Regions from separate parts of the Homo sapiens genome. Here region 2 is linked to region 1. The links are chromatin contacts, found by Hi-C or POLR2A ChIA-PET in ENCODE. All regions are on one chromosome and are shown on one strand. Each heading gives the region's core, a stretch centred on a gene start or an enhancer-like site at or near the end of the contact. The rest is flanking DNA. Distances are from core to core; before and after follow the strand shown. Region 1 has its middle 7.1 kb from the start of LIPH. Region 2 overlaps MAP3K13 (mitogen-activated protein kinase kinase kinase 13).

What was found. Hi-C counts contacts between places; a loop is a spot of excess contacts on that map. ChIA-PET counts read pairs that join two places held with the same protein, here RNA polymerase II (POLR2A). Pooled maps may share reads with other maps.
Region 2: a pooled map shows a loop between it and region 1 (4-fold over the local background). The contact joins two enhancer-like sites. A Hi-C loop is called at or near these places in 2 of 37 single-sample maps with no recorded cell type and 2 of 50 pooled maps. POLR2A ChIA-PET finds 5 or more read pairs at or near these places in 3 of 52 experiments (HEK293T, PC-9 and activated T-cell).

Annotation. Positions count from the first base shown.
Region 1 is chr3:185,556,221-185,563,120 of GRCh38, reverse strand. No RefSeq gene overlaps it. Among named protein-coding and RNA genes, the nearest start is that of LIPH, 7.1 kb to the right of the region's middle. RefSeq lists an enhancer at 1-174. Within about 2 kb of position 3,885, at least 16 of the 41 ENCODE cell types and tissues checked have a DNase peak (open chromatin) inside an H3K27ac peak, as active enhancers do.
Region 2 is chr3:185,417,589-185,424,488 of GRCh38, reverse strand. All of the region lies in intron 1 of MAP3K13 (mitogen-activated protein kinase kinase kinase 13), which reads right to left. It also overlaps the pseudogene RPL4P4. Among named protein-coding and RNA genes, the nearest start is that of MAP3K13, 58 kb to the right of the region's middle. Within about 2 kb of position 3,553, at least 4 of the 41 ENCODE cell types and tissues checked have a DNase peak (open chromatin) inside an H3K27ac peak, as active enhancers do.

The DNA of each region.
Region 1 (6,900 bases), core at 2,636-5,135:
ACCGTCCCCCAGCCCGACACCCGTAAAGGGTCTGTGCTGAGGAGGATTAGTATAAGAGGAAGGCATGCCTCTTGCAGTTGAGACAAGAGGAAGGCATCTGTCTCCTGCCCGTCCCTGGGCAATGGAATGTCTCGGTATAAAACCCGATTGTATGCTCCATCTACTGAGATAGGGAAAAACCGCCTTAGGGCTGGAGGTGGGACCTGCGGGCAGCAATACTGCTTTGTAAAGCATTGAAATGTTTATGTGTATGCATATCTAAAAGCACAGCACTTAATCCTTTACCTTGTCTATGATGCAAAGACCTTTGTTCACGTGTTTGTCTGCTGACCCTCTCCCCACAATTGTCTTGTGACCCTGACACATCCCCCTCTTCGAGAAACACCCACAGATGATCAATAAATACTAAGGGAACTCAGAGGCTGGCGGGATCCTCCATATGCTGAACGCTGGTTCCCCGGGTCCCCTTCTTTCTTTCTCTATACTTTGTCTCTGTGTCTTTTTCTTTTCCAAATCTCTCGTCCCACCTTACGAGAAACACCCACAGGTGTGTAGGGGCAACCCACCCCTACAGGTACATAACATAAAATACAGAAATGGCAAAAGATAAAGCCTACCTGTTAAACTAAGGCATGGAAGGGATGGATATTTTAAGTGATTTTTACTATATTTTGGCCCTTGAAAGTCATTAGAATGTGACTGCAAGTCGCCAGGATAATAAACCTGCATTGAGTTAGCTTAAGTGTGTAGAAAACAGAAAAAAAAAAAAAAAACTTTAAAAAATGTCCTTTGGTGTTGGCCATTTTCCTGCATCAGCCTTTAGCTGGAATGTCTTAGAAGTGAGCTCGGGAAAGTAGGGTTGTGGCTGGTTTCTTTTTATTCGTTCTGGGCTCCTTAGGCAGCTTCTATTTTTAATAGCCTGCCACTTGTTGCTGTCCTTACCCTAAGAGGAAGGAAGGAAGACTACAAGTGGCAGTAAGAGGCTAGAGAATGACAGGGTGGTAAAGTGTGTGTGTAAGCGCGGAGGCTGGAGGCAAGAGAGTAACAGGCTGGGAGAAAACCACTCCCCTTATCTTCTAGGCCACCTACGCCTGGAGCCAACCCTGTTAGGTAAGGTACTGAAAATGTTCTTTTTATTATTTTTACCACCCCCAAGCAGAGGGGCTTAGGGGAGGAGCACACATGCAGCACAGGGTCTGCTTTGAAGTTTCTTAGCCACAGTGTTTTTAAACATTTTATAAAAAAGCAAAACAAACATTCCTTACTGCTGTGTCTGTCTTCTGAAGATGACAGCAGCTGGCAGAGCTCCTCCACCTTAGCCTAGTTAGCATTTAATATATGGCTACAGGAGAGCGCCCCTTATTAGCGGGCTCCTCCCCCAGGGCTCTGTACTCTAGGCTGCTTCACACTCCTTTGCCCACCTTAGGCTAGTAAGGTTGGGGTGCACATGGACTGTTTTTTACCGCTTTCCCTAGGGGGCCAGGGAAGACAACAAATTGCTTGTCAACTGAGACATGCGAGGGGTGGCAGGGAAGGGCAGAAGTAGGAAAAGCAGCAGCAGGCCACTTCCTGGGCACAGTTACTAAGGCACGTGACCGTGGTGAGGCGGATCCTCAGGACCTGGCTGGAGCTGCCTGCTCTGTGCCTTTTGGCCTCCCCTCCGTCACCATAAACCCAGAAAGGGGTAACCTGCCCAGACTGCCAGTGACCAAATGGGCACTCCCTGGCATCTTAGCAACTCTCCTGCCCCAGGCCTCTGTAGGCAGCAAGAAAGCTACAGCTAGCTGGAATAAAACCCAGGAGGCAGCATGCAAACTCCCCTCGTACTCCAGAAAAACAGAAAAAAGACAAGGCCAGAAAGGCTGATGCTGGAAATAGGAAATGGGAACTTGCATATTAGGAGGACAATCATAATCAGCCACTTTCCTTCCCTCCTGGAGGCACCCCTCCAGCAGGGAAGTTGGTTGAGAGACGTGGTCACCCGATCATACCGATGTTCGCTGACCAGGGGGTCTTATCTAAGAACTGTCCCTTGGGCGGCCTCTAGTCTCCTTAAGGGGGATGGGAGGTGCTGTTGGCCGAACGAACGGGGCCAACAAACGCAGGTCCCTTGAAGGGTGGAGGAAAGGAGGGCAATGGGTTTTCTATAGGGGGAGGAAAAGGCTCCGGTCGCCTTATCCTTACTAGAAAAAATGTCCTCCTTAGGCCTCTCTACAGAAGGGAATGAAGTAGAGAGAGGAGCACTGCCCCGCCCCCGCTGTTCTGGTTCCTGTCTTTCCTCACTAGAAAAAATCTCTTCCTTATTCCCCATAGAAGGGAATGAAGTGGAGAGAGGAATCCCTCCCTTTAAATCTTCTGAATTATTTTCAGGTGGAGATAATGGGCCGTCTAACCGCGATCTGGCAGATAAAGAGGATACAACGCAGAGTGTACCAGCGCCCAGGTGGTCAAAATAGTAAAATTAGTAAAATGACCTTGCTCATATCCTCTTTTCAGGCAGCGACCTACCTGCTCCCATAGCTCTAAATCTAAGGTTCCTTGATCAGGAAACCAAGGACATTCCTGCCGAATTAAAAGCATGAGCTTGTGTAGAGCTCCAGGCTCTACAGTGCACTGGACAGCCTTAAATAGCTGTTGCACTGTTTTAAAAATACTTTCTGGGCCGGGCGCAGTGGTTCACACCTGTAATCCCAGCACTTTGGGAGGCGGAGGCGGGCGGATCACGAGGTCGGGAGGTCGAGATCACTCTGGCTAACGCGGTGAAACCCCGTCTCTACTAGGCTGGCAGGCGCCTGTAGTCCCAGCTACTCGGGAGGCTGAGGCAGGAGAATGGTGTGAACCCGGGAGGCGGAGCTTGCAGTGAGCGGAGATCGCGCCACTGCACTCCAGCCTGGGCGGCAGAGCGAGACTCCATATCAAAACAAACAAACAAACAAAAAAAACTTTCTGTTCTTTGGTCATTTCCTGACCCATGATAACTCAACACCTGATATTTTACGTGTGGGTCGTGTCCTCCTGATAGGAGTCAGGAATCTCTCCCTTTAAATCTTCTGAATTCTTTTCAGGTGGAGATTCACCGAAAATTGATGAGCTCTCCTCCTTCACACGTAACTTTAAGGCGATCATGTCGGGGACACCACTTGCAGAGCTTATAGTTTACAATGAATGCCACGAAATGGGTTCTCAGACAATTCCAGCTGAGCGGGGCGGGGGGCAGCTCTTATTTATTTTTTAACTATACTTTAAGTTTTGGGTTACATGTGCAGAACGTGCAGTTTTGTTACACAGGTATACACGTGCCCTGGTTTGCTGCACCCATCAACCCGTCACCTACATTAGGTATTTCTCCTAATGTTATCCCTCCCCTAGCCCCCCACTCCACCACAGGCCCCGATGTGTGAACAGACGCTTCTCAAAAGAAGACATTTATGCAGCCAACAGACACGAGAAAAGATCATCACTGGTCATTAGAGAAATGCAAATCAAAACCACGATGAGATACCATCTCACGCCAGTTAGAATGGGGGGTGGCTCTTCTTTTTTTTTTTTTTTTTTTGAGACGGAGTCGCTCTGTTGCCCAGGCTGGAGTGCAGTGGCATGATCTCGGCTCACTGCAACCTCTGCCTCCTGGGTTCAAGCAATTCTCTGCCTCAGCCTCCCGAGTAGCTGGGATTACAGGCACCTGCCACCACGCCCGGCTAATTTTTTTGTATTTTTAGTAGAGACGGGGTTTCATCATCTTGACCAGGCTGGTCTTGAATCGTGATCCACCCCTCTCCGTCTCCCAAAGTGCTAGGATTACAGGCGTGAGCCACCGCGCCCGGCATTGCGGGGTAGCTCTTCTAAGAGAGTCCGCCCCGGCATCCGTCCGCCAAGTATTTATTGAAAGGGCTTGTTAAACCACAAACATCCACTAGATGGCGTTTTTGAGGTCGGGTCGTGAGGCACCTGTGGCCTTGTAAAAGCACTCAAACTGCATTCTCAGGAGGCTGTTTTCAGCGTTCCTTATCACACCACACACTCCACTCCCTGTCCTGTTTTCAGGGTCGAGTTTCATTCTCATGCACAAATAACATACACACAGCGCCTCAGTATTTTTCCATGCCCCGACCTCAAATGCCTTGTACATAAGCTTGACTATGTTGCCTTGCGCCCCCCACAGTTGGCATCACAGGCATGAGCCACCATGCTGGCCTATATTAGCATTATTATTACCATTTTCATTGTTAATGTGTCTATCTTCTTGAGGGAAGGAGCATGTTCTATTTCTTCCTTATTTCTTGTACTGAGAGCTCCAGAAATGTTCCATAAATGAGGGAATGATGAAATGAAACAAATAAATGGAATTGGGGAAAGTTACCCTTATCTCTTTGCAGGATATGAATTGAAGAAACCCACTTATCTTTCCAAACTTGGACTGCAAGTGAGAAATGGCAGGGTCACTGATGTGGAAGGGAAGACCAAAGGGTGTTATAGTGAGTCATATACCAGCTTGGAGCCCTAGACCTGGGCGGGTGGGGACGTAGGTCACCTTTCTTGGCTGTTGAAACAAATGAGAGTTATAAAATCTCCACCCCTTAGTTCCATTACACTTCATACCTGTTTTTCCTGTCCATGCGTTTGGAAGCTTGCCTGTACCTTTTAAATATGTTCTCTGTAGCAAGTGACTTCTAGGTTTAATAAAGAAGAAGAAAAACCCATAGGTTTCTAGATTGGAAACTAGGAAAACTGTGGTATTCTTGAGTTGTAATCAGGAGGTCATAGAATTGAGAAAATAGTAATTAACTGATTGGAAATGAAGAAATGCTTTTTCTTAGAATACTTTTGAATAAATTATTTCAAATGATTATGAGTTGACTCATCTTTTAAAATTGTGGAAAAGTTCTTTTTTTTTTTTTTTGAGACTGAGTCTTGCTCTGTTGTGCAGACTGGAATGCAGTGGCGCAATCTCGGTTCACTGCAACCTCCACCTCCCGGGTTCAAGCGATTCTCCTGCCTCAGCCTCCCGAGTAGCTGGGATTACAGGCGCCTGCCACGATGCCCAGCTAATTTGTGTGTGTGTGTGTGTGTGTGTGTGTGTGTGTGTGTATATTTGAGACGGAGTTTCACTCTTGTTTCCCAGGCTGGAGTGCAATGGCACAACCTCAGCTCACCACAACCTCTGCCTCCCAACCTCTACCTCCTGGGTTCAAGCAATTCTCCTGTCTCAGCCTCCCAAGTAGCTGGGATTATAGGCATAAGCCACCACACCTGGTGAATTTTTTTGTATTTTTAGTAGAGACGGGATTTCATCATATTGGTGAGGCTGGTCTCGAACTCCTGACCTCAGGTGATCCACCCACCTCAGCCTCCCAAAGTGCTGGGATTACAGACATAAGCCACCACGCCCAGCCTGGAAAACTTTATTTTGAAATAATTTTTGGGTCGGGCCTGGTGGCATACACCTGTAATCCCAGGACTTTGGGAGGCCGAGGAGAGTGGATCACCTGAGTCCAGGAGTTTGAGACCAGCCTGGCCAACATGGCAAAACGCTGTCTCTACTAAAAAATACAAAAATTAGCTCTGCGTGGTGGCACATGCCTGTAATCCCAGCTACTCAGGAGGCTGAGGGGCAGGAGGATAGCTAGAAACTGGGAGGCGGAGGTTGTGGTGAACCGAGGTTGCACCACTACACTCTAGCCTGGGCTACAGAGCAAGACTGTCACAAAAAAAAAAAAAAGAAAACTAAAAGAAAATAAAAATAATTATTGGTTCTCAGAAAGTTACAAAAATAGGTGCAGTGGCTTGTGCCTATGGTCCCAGCTACTCAGGAGGCTGAGGTGGAGGATCAGTTGAGCCCAAGAGTTGGAGGTTGTGGTGGGTGACAGGGTGAGACCTTGTCTCAAAAAAATAAAAAATCAATATAAAAATAAGCAAAACAAAAAAATTGACCCTGGTTGACAATCCACAGATCTCATTTAGAGTTTCACATGTAAATGTGTGTAGTTCTGTGCTATTTTATCACCTGTCCACCACCACATAGCCACTACCACAATTAAGATACACAATTATTTCATCACTAAAAGATGATTTTTTTTTTTTTAAGATGGAGTCTTGCTCTTGTCACCCAGGCTGGAGTGCAATGGCACAATATCGGCTCACTGCAACCTCTACCTCCTGGGTTCAAGCAATTCTTCTGCCTCAGCCTTCCGAGTAGTTGGGATTACAGGCACCTGCCACCACACCCAGCTAACTTTTGTATTTTTAGTAGAGTCGGGGTTTCACCATGTTGGCCAGGCTCGTCTCCAACTCCTGACAAAGGTGATCCACCTGCCTCGGCCTTCCAAAGTGCTGGGATTACAGGCATGAGCCTGGCCAACTAAAAGATTCTTCTACAGTCAAACCCATTCTCCTCTCCTCCCTGCCTCTCCTCTCCCCATTCTCGGGAATGTTTTATGTTTTCTTATATTTGATATTTCTCACTATTGCAAAAAAATAAGGGACAGATTCTCCCATCGATTTTTGTGCTGTTCTGAAAGCCTAAAATAGAAAGGAGCACGTTAAGAAGTTAGAGACCTTCTGTGCCCACCAGCAGGAAAATCGTTAATAGTAACACAAAGAGGCCAGGCACGGTGGCTCATGCCTGTAATCCCAGCACTTTGAGAGGCTAAGGCGGGAGGACTGCTTGAGTCCAGGGGTTTGAGACCAGCCTGGGCAACACTGTGAGACACCATCTCTACAAAAACATTAAAAAATTAGCAGGGCATGGTGACATGTGCCTGTGACCCCAGCTCCTCAGGAGGCTGAGGTGGGAGAATCCCTTAAGCCCAGGAGGTCAAGACCAGTGAGCTGTGATGGAGTCACTGCACTCAAGTCTGGATGACAGAGTGAGACCCTGTTTCAAAAACAACAACAACAACA
Region 2 (6,900 bases), core at 2,304-4,803, 140 kb after region 1:
ATGTCATTTCTATTTCACAAGAGAAGAAATTTCTCTAAAGTAATATACTCAGTAAGTAATAGAGCAGGAATTAAAATCTAGCTCAAAGTTCAGATTCCCCAAATCCTTTGCCTTTTTTACAACACGATGGAACATTTTATGACTCCTCACTTTCATAGAGTGCTTTCCAGGTTAAAAAATGCTGTTATCTGTGATCATTTGATCTAAGTTTTTGATCCCTAGGTAAGGAATCCAGAACACAGAATGATTATCCCTATTTTTCATGGAAGGAAATGAAGGCCTACAAAGAGGTAGATGCTAAAGGTCACAGAGCCGGGATGAAATACCGGGTTATTTTCCCTAATCATGACATTCTCTCCTGTACCAGGCAATCTCTGAAGACATGGTTCCTATCCTGTTGAAGCTCACAGACTACTTACGGAACTAATAATTACACTGAAGGAATAACCTCCTGCCATCATCCCCCATGACAAGTGAGCCATATTCCGTTCTACAGAGCCAAGAGAGATGGGAACAATGCTAAAAGAGGTAGGATTTGAGATGGACCTTTAAAGGTAAGGCGTGTGACAGACGGAAGGAAATCAGGGGCGAACAAGAGCACTGGCAGAGGCAGGGAAGCGGGAATGACCAGAGCGTGCGTGATGGGGCTGCTGACCCAGAAACAGCAGTGGCTAATGTGGGGGAGCAGTGTGCAGCAAGGGTAACTCCTGCTGCCACACGTGGGCTCTGAAAGCTTACGATACAGTGCAGGTGATTCTTCCCTCCTAACAAACCAGAGAGATCACTTTAACTGGACGGGGTTAGGTTAAGAGGCACTTAAATTATAGGGTATGGAGAAATCTAGGCCTTGAGAAGCTCCCTGGGAATATAAGGTTGGGGCAGGGGGAAGAAAGAAGAAAAACTGGAGCCCTTTGTTACAGACACCATTCCACCCACTCCAGCCTCCCCTCCCCTGTTCTTTTCGTGCTCATCTCTGAGCTTTGACATTACTGATCTCCTCATTATACTTTCTGGCTGATCACCTGCCACAACCTTGAGCTGTCTCCTGCCTTTGGCCTCTCTGACCTTGCCCTGCCTCATCTCTTTTAAGACTGCTGATTTCATACTATCTGACCTAGCCAGTGACTCAGCAGTTACTTCCGGTCTGCCTTGGCTGCCAGGACTCTTGGTTATCCTATACAGCAGCAGTCCCCAACCTCTTTGGCACCAGGGACCAGTTTTGTGGAAGACACTACTTCCACGGACCAGGCAGGGGGGATGGTTTCAAGATGGTTCAAGTGCATTACATGTATTGTGTACTTTATTTCTATTATAATTACATTGTAATACATAATGAAGTAATTCTACAACTCACTATAATGTAGAATCAGTGGGAGCCCTGAGCTTGTTTTCCTGCAACTAGACAGTCCTATCTGGGGGTGATGGGGGACAGTGACAGATCATTAGTCATTAGATTCTCATAAAGGGCACATAACCTAGATCCCTAGATCCCTCGCATGCACAGTTCACAATAGGGTTTGTGCTCCCATGAGAATCTAATGCCCCATGGATCTGACAGGAGGTGGAGCTCAGGTGGTAATGCAAGTGACAGGGAGTGGCTGTAAACACAGAGGAAGCTCTGCTCGCTCACCCACCTGCTGCTCACCTCCTGCTGTTCCGCCCAGTTCCTAACAGGCCACAGACTGGTACCAGACCATGGCCTGGAGGTTGGGAACCCCTGCTATACAGCACAAGTCTTACGTGCTATTGGCTCACATGAATTGCATACCCAAATATATATGTGAATTTCAGCCAAACACTTACTTGTGTGATTTATTTTTTTGAATCAAACTATCAGACTTTATATTAATTCCTCGTAAATTTCTACTTTGTCAATTTTTTATCCCGAACTTCTGCCCAATACATAATGTTAGGATGGGCTCATACACAGAAAGTTAGAAAAACACATGTTTGTTTTGTAATTTTTTTCCTATCTCTAACAGGTTAAGGATGAATGTAAAGTGGACCTGTTCCCATTGGCATGAGAATGAGTCTAATCACAGTCATCATACGCGTTTGATATTTAAGAGATCAGGGGAAAACAGGACAATCAAGGAATATGGTTCAACCTACTTATTTCACATATGAGAATCAAATTTCAGAGAGATTGTCGACTTGCTTAATATAACATCTGACCAGTGGCAGAGCTGAGATGAGTCCTCCTTCCTCAGCCCAGCTCCTTCCACTAGCATGGTTGTTTGTTTATTTGAAGAGAAACAAATAGCCGTGGTATCATGGCCACTGATGACAAAAACAATAGCAAGTCCCAGTGCTATTCTAGATGCACTAAAACTATTCCCAAGGAAACACTAGTGCCTACCTAGCGGGGTGACCCTGCGCCTATCCACAGGCCAGCAGGAGGCTACCCACTGACTGCTCTCAGAGTAGGCAGAGGTGAGGTAAACCTCAAGGGTGTATAAAGATGTGTAGTCAAATAGGCTTCCCTCATGCTCACCAAGAATATCTAGTCCAACGGGTCCCAACAAAGGCAGAGAAATAGAGAGGTACAAGAACAAAGGGAAAGAAAAATCATCACCATGGCTATATTCAAATATGATCAGAGCTGACTCTACATTTAAGAAGAGTGTAGGAAGCTAAAAATACCTAAGTTTTACCTGTGTTTGTATGCACACCCACACGCTGCCACTGCACAGTGAAGAGACTGTTAGGTGGAAACTGCGGGAACACAGGTGGTTCCACTATCTCTGGCTGTCTTCTGCCCTCTCAGTTCCTCTCTCCCTGTGCAAATCTGGCTCAGGTACCCTCATGGGAACTGATTGTTTGGTCCTTTCAATTCATAAGAAATCAAAACTAGTATAAATTAGAAGGAGACAGAAAGGAAGTGGGGCAAGATTTTTGAATGTTGAGAGTCAAAGGGAAAAAGACAAGGAACATTGGAGGGATAAAGGGCAAGTTTGGAATGGCACCCTTATCAAAAGAAAGTACTATGGGAGCCAGGTGCGGTGGCTCATGCCTGTAATCCCAGCACTTTGGGAGGCTGAGGCAGGCAGATCACCTGAGGTCAGGAGTTCGAGATCAGCCTGCTCAACATGGTGAAACCCCATCTCTACTAAACTACAAAAAATTAGCTGGGCATGGTGGCAGGCGCCTGTAATTCCAGCTACTCGGGAGGCTGAGGCAGGAGAATTGCTTGAACCCAGGCAGGAGGTGGAGAATGCAGTGAACCGAGATGCTGCCACTGCACTTCAGCCTGGGCAATAGAGGGAGACTCCGCCTCGAAAACAAAACAAAAACAAACAAACAAAACAAAACAAAACAAAAAAAGAAAAGAAAAGAAAAGAAAAAAGAAAAAGAAAGTACTCCGGGAAGGTCTGTAGGTGAGGTGATGCTACTGCCGCCCTTACAACAGGTCCCGATCCGCAAAGGGTGCAGGAAGTGCTCCCGTATCTGCCCTTGAGGAACACTTTCCCTACCTTCTGAGTTTCTTGGCCCCAAGAGGAGGAAGTGGTTTGTGCAAAATTAGTAGGCAAGAGTTGGAGACAGCAGCAGCTGTGCATTTGGCAGGGCACTGCCAATTTCTGGAAATTACCTTGGTTTTGTGCCAAGATCCCAGGATGCAATGTAGAGAGAAAGAGGAATGGAGGAGGTAATGTGGCCAAATGGCCCTTAAATTCTTGGATTTCTATCATAGAATACAATTTTTCCCATGTTACTAATTGAGGATTTTTATAATGATCAGATTTTAAATTTTATATCATAAATATGAATAAATCAAAGATTTTGGACAATTTAGCCCCACAAAGTTTTTGATGTGACTAAAATTGAATAAAAAATTAAAGTAAGCATTATTGCTACAAGATTTATTGATTGACACTGAGCTCTTTCTAAGCTATCTTCTCTTTACTTGGCGTCTTCTTGCCTATCTTTAAAAATGAATACAACACTGCCATCTTAGTCTTCTGGTCATTTCTCTAAAATTCATATAGCAGTTGAGAACATAAAATAATTTCTGCTTCTAGGAGCATCAATCCCATTTTAAAACTTAGATTACTTTACTTGTGCATAGTAATAACATAAAATGATCTTTCCAGGATAGAGGTCTGTCACCCAGATCTTAATTTGAACTTTGAAAACATTAGCTAGCTTCTTCGAATGGAGTTGTGTGATTAGAAGTATGTGACTTCAAATCAGGTAAAAAGAATGGCCTACAATCGTGCCTTTATCCCTACTTACTCTCTTAACTGTGGACCATCTCCTGAAACGCCTATTTGAAGGAACAATAAAAACTCAAATCGACAAAATCCACTGACCTACCTCTTTTCATCTTCTTTATAATATTTCATGAAACAATTATGCATTCAAAAATATTGATTCCATGTTTACCATGTACCTATATTTTCGGTTAAGATTATGAATGTTTAATAATCTTGAAGTATGCTGGAGACATCAAAAAAATAAAAATTACAAAGAAGCAAATTCTCCATGGTGACAAATTACCTTTTGAATACCAGTACCTATAAATGCAACTGTGATTACAGTTAAAATAAGTTTATTGTAGGCTTTAAAATGAATAAAGATACTTCATTTTCAGAGTAGTAGTCTATAAATTTATCAAGAAATAGAAACTTGTGAGGCTTCAAAAATGCCTTAAGTCAAAGGTGAAACATCTTGACCAAAGGAATGATTTATCCATAAATCATATCATAAATGCTATCTCCATAAATCTTTAATAAATAATATATGGTATTTTAAGTATTAATATTCAACATTTTCTGACCTAAATCCAGCTGCCATATGAATGATAAAATCAGTAACTTTAAATGTTTTAAAAATAAGATACAGACATATATGTACCTTTAAATATATAAATATTAATAGGCATAAAAATTTAAAATGTGTATAATTAAGTAAGCATTTTAAGAAATTATGTTTAAAAGGTCAACAGTGGTTATTACTGTTGTTCTTTGAAGTTTTCTATATTTTTCCAAATTTCTACCATTAGCATGCATTATTTGTTTAATCAGAGGTTTTCAATACAAATCCTTGTTGCTTTAAACGCACAGATTAATGGGCCCACTTCACTATATTTTCAGATATGAAAAATGATGTGAAATGTTAAGGATACTGTCAGGAAAGCTAATTGTCACTGTGTGCTGAGGCTTGCAAACAGGCATAAAAAGAACTATAGGCCGGATGTGCTGGCTCACGCCTGTAATCCCAACATTTTGGGAGGCCAAGGTGGAAGGATCCCCTGAGGTCAGGAGTTCGAGACCAGCCTGGCCAACATGGTGAAACCCCAGCTCTACTAAAAATACAAAAATTAGCACACCTGTAGTCCCAGCTACTCAGGAGGCTGAGGCAGGAGAATTGCTTTAACCCGGGAGGCAGAGGTTGCAGTGAGCCAAGATCACGCCACTGCACTCCAGCCTGGGTGACAGAGTGAGACTCTGTCTCAAAAAAAAAAAAAAGAATTATAAATTCAAAATGAAAATAAAAGTGAACTTAAAAAGACGACAATGAGCAAACAAAAGTTAATGACTCCTATTTTGTTTTTACCTTTTCTACTAATGAGATTCACATTTGATTCTAGAAAAGGCAGAATGATCATGATTAAGAGAACTGAAACCCAAAACAGATGAAAAGACAAGAACATGCTTTTCCTGTGGCAGCAGCCGGGCTGAGAGGAGCGTGGCTGTCTCCTCTCTCCGCCATGGCGTGTGCTCGCCCAATGATATCGGTGTACTCCGAAAAGGGGGAGTCATCTGGCAAAAATGTCACTTAGCCTGCTGTATTCAAGGCTCCTATTCGACCAGATATTGTGAACTTTGTTCACACCAACTTGCGCAAAAACAACAGACAGCCCTACGCTGCCAGTGAATTAGCAGGTCATCAGACCAGTGCTGAGTCTTGGGGTACTGGCAGAGCTATGGCTCGAATTCCCAGAGTTCGAGGTGGTGGGACTCACCGCTCTGGCCAGGGTGCTTTTGGAAACATGTGTCGTGGAGGCCGAAGGTTTGCACCAACCAAAACCTGGCGCCGTTGGCATCGTAGAGTGAACACAACCCAAAAACGATATGCCATCTGTTCTGCCCTGGCTGCCTCAGCCCTACCAGCACTGGTCATGTCTAAAGGTCATCGTATTGAGGAAGTTCCTGAACTTCCTTTGGTATTTGAAGATAAAGTTGAAGGCTACAAGAAGACCAAGGAAGCTGTTTTGCTCCTTAAGAAACTTAAAGCCTGGAATGATATCGAAAAGGTCTATGCCTCTCAGCGAATGAGAGCTGGCAAAGGCAAAATGAGAAACCGTCGCCGTATCCAGCGCAGGGGCCTGTGCATCATCTATAATGAGGATAATGGTATCATCAAGGCCTTCAGAAACATCCCTGGAATTACTCTGCTTAATGTAAGCAAGCTGAACATTTTGAAGCTTGCTCCTGGTGGGCATGTGGGACGTTTCTGCATTTGGACTGAAAGTGCTTTCCGGAAGTTAGATGAATTGTATGGCACTTGGCGTAAAGCCGCTTCCCTCAAGAGTAACTACAATCTTCCCATGCACAAGTTGATTAATACAGATCTTAGCAGAATCTTGAAAAGCCCAGAGATCCAAAGAGCCCTTTGAGCACCACGCAAGAAGATTCATCGCAGAGTCCTAAAGAAGAACCCACTGAAAAACTTGAGAATCATGTTGAAGCTAAACCCATATGCAAAGACCATGCGCCGGAACACCATTCTTCGCCAGGCCAGGAATCACAAGCTCCGGGTGGATAAGGCAGCTGCTGCAGCAGCAGCACTACCAGCCAAATCAGATGAAAAGGCGGCGGTTGCAGGCAAGAAGCCTGTGGTAGGTAAGAAAGGAAAGAAGGCTGCTGTTGGTGTTAAGAAGCAGAAGAAGCCTCTGGT